Linked DNA regions of Homo sapiens: regions 2 and 3 are each linked to region 1. Evidence: chromatin loops called from intact Hi-C (ENCODE). Cell type or tissue: Caco-2. All regions are shown on one strand.

What was found. Peaks named below come from ENCODE experiments on the same cell type or tissue, not always from the same donor. Only the 100,000 strongest peaks of a DNase experiment are listed, where the experiment ranks them.
Region 2: it touches region 1 in a loop (23-fold over the local background); 13 of 110 quality-filtered maps call a loop at or near these places.
Region 3: a loop joins it to region 1, with 8 times the contacts of the local background. A loop is called at or near these places in 46 of 110 quality-filtered maps.

What each region holds. Positions count from the first base shown.
Region 1 is chr3:139,933,493-139,935,992 of GRCh38, reverse strand. It overlaps CLSTN2 (calsyntenin 2), which reads right to left and starts at 808. Exons shown (of 17, transcript NM_022131.3): 1 at 510-808. The coding sequence starts at 618. RefSeq lists silencers at 661-720, 761-810. In Caco-2, a CTCF peak has its summit at 1,279; DNase peaks (open chromatin) are centred at 132, 862 and 1,292; H3K4me3 peaks cover 1,406 bases.
Region 2 is chr3:139,563,165-139,565,664 of GRCh38, reverse strand. The region is part of intron 6 of NMNAT3 (nicotinamide nucleotide adenylyltransferase 3); the gene reads left to right. All of the region lies in intron 3 of COPB2-DT (COPB2 divergent transcript), which reads right to left. Among named protein-coding and RNA genes, the nearest start is that of RBP1, 25 kb to the right of the region's middle. In Caco-2, a CTCF peak has its summit at 1,165; a DNase peak (open chromatin) is centred at 1,164.
Region 3 is chr3:139,426,533-139,429,032 of GRCh38, reverse strand. The region is part of intron 3 of COPB2-DT (COPB2 divergent transcript); the gene reads right to left. Among named protein-coding and RNA genes, the nearest start is that of COPB2-DT, 38 kb to the right of the region's middle. In Caco-2, a CTCF peak has its summit at 1,293 (motif pointing left); no DNase peak of the experiment used is centred here.

The sequences.
Region 1 (2,500 bases):
ACGCCCTGGGGGAGCTTGAGGAGTGTCAGCGGGGCCTTCCCTGGAGCCTACAAGTTTCCACTCCATCCCCGAGCTGGGAGACAAGTCACAGCTCGGCTCCCTCCTTGAAAGCACCGCCGCTGATCCTTCCCCCAGGCAGGAGCAGACACCTGCTTGTCCCCACGGCGCGCCAGCGCCCTGCTCTAGCCGTCCCTGGGCCAGAGCTCGAAACTCACCCACTGCGCTCCCACCCCGGCACAGACAGCCCTCAAAGTTGTCCGTACTCCCCAGACCTCGCCTTCTGCTCAGCCCCCGGACCCCGCCCAGGGGTTGAGTTGACGTCCGCGGGTGGACCTCTCTGGTCCGCTGCGCAGGGAACTGACTTCGGGAATCCAGGGCGCACAGAGGCCAAAGAAGCTGCGGCAAGGGAGGGTGGGCAAATCCAGCTTGAGCCTAGGTCCTTGCCGCTTTCACCCTCAAGCCTGCCCTGCCTCCCTCCTGGGAGAAGAGCAAACTTCCCCAGCACCCACCTTTAGCCGCGAGGAGGCGGCGCTGCCGGCTGTCCCCGCCACCGCCGCTGCCGCTCCCCACGCCCAGCGCCAGCAGGAGCGGCACCCAGCACAGCCGCCCAGGCAGCATCCTCGCAGCAGCCGCCAACGAGCTGCAGCCGCCGCCTACTGTCCGCGCCGGCTCTCGCCTCCCGGTGCCTGCCGCACCGTGGGCCGCCTCGCCGTGCCCGATGGGTGCGCTTCTAGCGCTGCCGCCGCGGCGCTCGGCCTCGGGTTCCCGCCGCTGCGCCGCTAGCTCGCCGGCAGCAGCCGCGCTCACTGGCGCGGACCCGGAGCGGCTCAGGCGCTCACCCCGGGACGGCCCGTGACGTCACGGAGGGAGGGAGGTGGCTCGTGCATATTCATGAACGCGGGCATCGGCGCCGGGTTCCGCGCTCCCCGCCCCAAGGCCCCGACCCCCAACTTTCCTCAGCCGTCTCCACGCTCCGGGGCCCTGTCCAGGTCCCCCTGCCCAGTCGGGACCGGGCCCCCAGAGGACCCTGGTGGGCGGCTCCGGAGAGCCCTCCAGCCCCGCGCCTCCACTCCGACTCTCGGAAAAGCTGCCGCAAGGGATGGAGGGCTCCCCCAGAAAGTGGCCACCCGAGGCCTGAGGGTCATCTGGGGTGGCGCGAGGGACCCTGACCTGCCATGCCCTTTGAACTGATATCTGGGCGGAGAGGACTGACGGGCGTCGCTAAGGGTCTTGCCCTTGGCTGGGTCTCTGGGCGTTCTGCGTCGACTGGTCTGGGGAGGGCGCCAGGCGCACACTAGAGCAGCGCCTAGTGGTGCTAGGGGTTGTCGGGCAGAGTAGATAGCCTTGGACCTGGATGGCAATGGCAGGGCTCCGCGTCATCTCCGAGAAGCAGGGGCAGCCGCGGCTCTTAGAGGCTGATAGAACAGCTAGATCAGAAAACTTGGGGTGCTGGGCCTGCTGAGGCTGCAGTGGCGGGGGCGGGGTGTCAAACTTAAAATTCCCTGCGGTATGGTGCCATGCAAGAAGTTGCCACCTTTATGTTGTCACTCCGCATCTCTAAGAACAGGCTACTTGACGTCATGCATTGTAAAATCTCGTGCCGTTGAGTATTGTCAGTTCCCTGAGTGCAGGAGCCAGTGCATATCTTTGCATCCTCAACCATCTCTAGGCCGTGAAAAAATTACAAAGGTACTCAAAAAAAAAAAAAAAAAAAACAGTAAGGACTCAGAATAAATCCTTGACCATATTTACCTAAATGAAATGCCAACATCACACACAATGCAGGGTTTATGAGGAATAGTTTGGAAATAAAGTAGATATGGAAATACAGAAACAAACAATATTATTTATTTAGTCATTGATTCAAGACGTTTGCTGAGCATCTAGACAGGCTGTATCACCCTGACAGTGAGCACTGGATTAGTCGTTGGAGATCCAAAGACAGAGGAGAGAGTGGGTCCTATCCTCAAAGCTTTTGTTCCCTGCTTGGGGAGCCAGAGAGGGCAGCAAAGGCAATTACAATCCCTTGTAAGTGTTATGGTCCTGCACATTCTTTATGTTGCTAGCTATGAGCCTATACAAATCAATTAACAAAATGTATATATTGCAAGAGTGCCTAAACAGCATCCTCTAATTAATAACTGTAGTTTGAGGTACTCAACAAAGCCATAAAATCCATTAACAGCACTCCTGCAGCTCAGCCTCCCTCTGCTGCCCTGGCAGCTCACTCAGAGCCTCTGCAGTGGTGAAAGCCAACTCTTCAGGATTTCAGGCACCAGGATGTGCTTGGGGACAGCAGTGAATCATGGTGGCTGCATGGGGCTCAGACCCATGTGGGGCTCTTTACCTTCAGGTCTCCTTTAGCCCACAAATCAACATGTGCGCTATTATTCTCATTTCACACATGATGAAATAGAGGCTCAGGGAAGTTAGGTAACTTCCTTGTTCAGGGTCAAAAATCTAGTAAATGTCCCAGGCCGACACCAGGACCTTGCCTTTG
Region 2 (2,500 bases), 370 kb after region 1:
GAAACTGGAAACCATCATTCTCAGCAAACTATCACAAGGACAAAAAACCAAACACCGCATGTTCTCACTCGTAGGTGGGAATTGAACAATGAGAACACATGGACACAGGAAGGGGAACATCACACAGTAGGGACTGTTGTGGGGTGGGGGAAGGGGGGAGGGATAGCATTAGGAGATATACCTAATGCTAAATGACGAGTTAATGGGTGCAGCACACCAACATGGCATATGTATACGTATGTAACAAACCTGCACGTTGTGCACATGTACCCTAAAACTTAAAGTACAATAATAATAAAATTTTTAAAAAAAGAAAACTATGTTTTTCAGTTTACCAAAATATATCAGGGACTTTAAAAATCTTTGCACTCTTTGCTTGATAAATTCCCATTCTAGGAATCTGGCTAAGGAAATAATTAGAGATTGGGACAAAGATTTATGCAGAAAGATGTTTATCACAACAGTTTTTACAATGGCAGGAAGTAAAAGCAATATCAATGTTTAAATATAAAGGAAAGTATACCTAAATTATACTGTATACATAGCATAAAGAAACTACATAAAAGGTTTTGATGATGTGGAGAAACACTTATGAAGGAAGTGGAAAAAAATCAGGATACAATACTGCATATAATCTTAAGTATATAAAAATATGACTATACTTCCCATCTGTTAGCATGTCTAAATAGAAAAGACTAAGGAAATACACTAAAAACTGATGGTGTTTTGTAGAAAGCAGAATTAATATTGTTGTTGTTATTTCTGCTTTAAATACTTACATATTTTCCATACATTCCATAATGAACACAGTTTGATGTTTGTAATTGGGGTAAAATGTAGAGCAATTAAAAACAGGAAGGTGGAATTTTTCTCAGCATAAGTTTGGCTTTTGATGAGATGGCATGTGTGTTACTAGTGACATATTTCTAAAGGACCATTTTGTGTGCTGCGTATTTTATTGGTGTGCTGTTATACTCTGGGGTTGCAAATTACGTGATGAGCTCGGCAATTTCTGGCTGCCAGAGCCTTGCTTTGCCCATCACTTCTATGATTTGCAGGCCTCCTTGGGCTCACCCAGAGTCATATGGATTGCTACATTCTGGGCTGCTTGGGTGTGACACTTTGGGATGGATGATGCCTTCAGTTCTTTAACAGCTGACTCTGTCTGTCTTTTGTGAAGGTGGCGCCCACCCATGGCTGATGGAACCAAGCACAGCTCAGCCACATTCAGAGGATTCCCTCTCCCAACAGAGCAGGCCCTTTATCTGTTTCCGTTTTATACTGAATGTTCCAAGGTGGCCTTGTATGGTAAATTTAGGTGCTGCCTGTCAGATGCTTCATCTCTCATGTCCTGTTTAGACCCAGAAGTCCCACATTTCTGAGTGTGTCTGTGAGGTACCATGACAGACATCACTGTTGGTGGCAGTGTTCACATGCTGCGCCAGACAGGAAATTTACATTGCATTCTCTCCATCACTCAATTCCCATAACTTCCAAAGAAAGCTTTACTATCCCCATTTTATGGCTGAAGAAACAGGCCCATAGGCTAAGTAATTTTCCTGAGGGTACCAGCAGATTTAAAGTTGAACCCAGAGCTGACTGACCTCAAGATTGGTGTTCTTTGATCTCACAGACTTAGGACAACCAAACTTTCAAAGATCCTAGTGGCACTTCCCTCACAGTCTATGTAAATTTCAGTTTTATCTACCTTTCAAAGCCCTTAGCTACTCAAAGGTAGAGCACACTGCCCCCAGAATGCCTATGGACATCCCATTTGTTTATGTATCTGTATCACTGTTAGGAGAAATCGTATTGATTTCTTTATACTACACCCTGGAGTTACATACTTAGGACTTGGATAGAGTCACTCGGTCTAAAAATTTTGTAACAGTGTTGTAAATGGATTTGGAAGAGATGTGTGAATGCGTTTGTGAGCCCTGAAGACAGGACTGCCAGGAATTAGAAGTCTGAGGCCCATGTTGCCCGAGAAGTGATCTATCACATGGTATTGTCGTCATGAAATAACAGGCACCACCAGCCTCACAGACATGCCTTTGATTTGGGGGGCAGGGGAGGTGTGGGCCCTTGTTCCTTCTAGGCAAGGCTCAAAGTGAATAGTATTCCTTGCTGTCATTGTTAATGAATCAAACGGTACCCAATGTTGAAACTGACATGCAGAAATTGTCCCCACAAAAAAATCTATTGGAAAAAGGAGGTGGTATCTTCTCTGTTCTCTGACCTGTAGGAAGAGAGGGGGTGTGTCCCAGGTCCCAGCAAATCCTGGAATGAAATGCACATCATAGTACCTCCCCCATAGGAAGACCACATAAAACTACCTAATTGTTTGAAAGACCAAACACTGTTCTCCTTTATACTACACTGGTTGGATAGATAAGAAATTGGAGTAAAACTTCACAGATGCAGAACCGTTCAAATATACATATGTGTTGTGAGCAATGGGACCAGCCCAAATTAGTGAAAAGTGTGAGTTACTGAATAA
Region 3 (2,500 bases), 510 kb after region 1:
CCACTAGAGCTTATATTCAGCTGTAGCCTCTTAGTACAATGTTAAGATGAGTTGGTTTGCTTCAATTCCTACAGAGGCCATAAACCAGGATCCTAAGAAGAGGTAAATTTGGGTAAGTGAAAGAGGGGAGGCTAAAGCTTAGAGCATACAGCTGCTGAAAGATTTAAGAACTAAGCGTGACACTGAGACAAGTAGGATGGTGCACGAGGAGAAATACAGTTTGAGGAGTTGAATACACATGAAAACTGAATTGAACCTAAAATAATAATAGCCAACCCCTGGAAAGCACTGGTTATGTGGCAGGTACTGTTCTCATGAATTTATATGTATGGTAACTCCTTAGACCCTCACGGCAGCCCTGTGGGGCAAGGTACTGTTATTATCCCCTTTTGCAGATAAAGGAGCTGAGGCGCTGAGGGTCGCACAGCTGGTACGTGCTGGATGGAGTTGGGCCATGGGCCTGGGTAGTTTGTCTCTAGAGACAGTACACCTCACACGCATGGACTGCTGCTGTTCCCAGAGCTGAGCGACAACACTTTGGCACAGAGAAGGAAGGAGAATGGCAAAGCCAAGATCAAGTCCTCGTATCTAGGTCTAAAGGAGAGAAGAAGAAGAGGAAGAGGAAGAGGAAGCCGAGTCTTGCTTTGTGTGAGTGCTACTATGTCTTAAGCAGGATACCCAGTGCTTTCCCTGTATTAGTATCTAAAATTCATGCTTCTGAGATACTGTCATTCTCATTTTACAGAGGAGGCTTAGAGAGATGAAGTATTTTGCCCAAGGTCACATAGTTCTAGTAACAGGTGAAGCCAGGATTTAGCTGATTTATGGAAAGCTTTAGATTTGGTTGCTCTCAGTCTCACCACTGGCCTAGCACTAAATAAGCATGTGTTTCTCTCTCCCTCTCTCTCTCTCTCTCTCTCTCTCTCTCTCTCTCTCTCTCTCTCTCTCCTCTCCCCCCACCTTCCCTCTTCCTCTCCCTCCCCCTCTCCTCTCACACACTAAAGTTAATTATTTAATGCCCGTAATATATATCTTGAGGATGGCATTTTGCAGCACTGAGCTTTAAACAGTACATGTTTAAATACATTTAATCCAATGAATATTTCAAGGTAATTAATCTCCACAGCGTGAGAGAATGTTCAGGTTTCCCAGCACATCAAAATACATCTGAATCAGCTGAGGAAATGATTTGCACACTCTGCAGTGGGTTGAGAAAGATTCACTTAAAGACTTTCAGATCTGACTCCCTGGTGTTAACGAGCAGAAAGGCTGCTAAAGAGAAGGATTAAGGCGCCTCCTAGTGGTTATATTTATGCAAGGAGAGAATATGGCTAACAACTATTGGGCAAGAGGACTACTTGTTTGAGTTGGCTGGGGTGGAAGAGTTTTGTTTTGTTTGTTTTTGTTTTTGTTTTTGGAGAGTACTATCCTGCAAATGTGTGCACATACACATATGTACACACATGCATAATTCACATAATTTTTGTGTATCAAATACACATCACCATGGTACGTGGCACCCGTGTTATATGCTACTGTTTTATGAGTGTGGGAGTATGGTGGAATAACAGTGGGTGAGAATTTGCATGGGTGCCTACCCACATGATTTTGCCTGGACTCTCTAACCCTTCTGCAGGTGTTGAGATGACTATATTTGTTGAAGATTTAGTTTGAGCCTATAGAACTCAATGGATGGAGTTAATTGGCCTGATTTCCAACTCATGACGTTAATAGTAGTAATAGCTGCCATCAACTGAAGGATTATAGCTGTGGCCATATATATGTGTGGGTTTCATATGCTATATCTATATATTACTATACATAGTTATAGTTATTACTATAATATATAATACAGTAATTATTACTATATTACTATAATAATAACTATATCTAGTAATATACAGATAGCTATATATACATATAAATGTGTATATATAATCCCATGTGATCCTCTTGTCAATCCTGTAAGAGATTAGTGTCATTAACCCACATCACTGATGAGAAAACTGAGGCTCAGAACTTGAGCAACTTTTCCAAAGTCACACAACTTGTCAAAACCAGGCCTGCTGATTCCTGAGTCCATGTTATTAACTTTATACTGCCTCTGCATCACATTTCACACGGCAATGAACTTGTGCTAGCAGTATCAAATCAACTAATATTTATTATTTACCTGCTAGAGGCAACCTACTAGTAAAAGACACTGTGCTTGGTACTGTTGAGGGAACACACACACACACACACACACACACAAATTATGATGCCTATCCTCAAAAATTTAATAGTTTTATTGAATAAGATAATAAAGATAATAAAGACTTTAAAATTTAAGTCTTTTTTGAAAAAAAAATATTTAAGGTGACAGAATAACCTTAGAAGATAGGGCATTAGACAACACTTATTTAATTGCCAAATAAATAAGAATTACCATGGGGAAGGTCAATTCAGCGGGTATTTGAGCTGGGTTTTGAAAGTTGAGTGAGCGAAAGGGGCAGGTAGT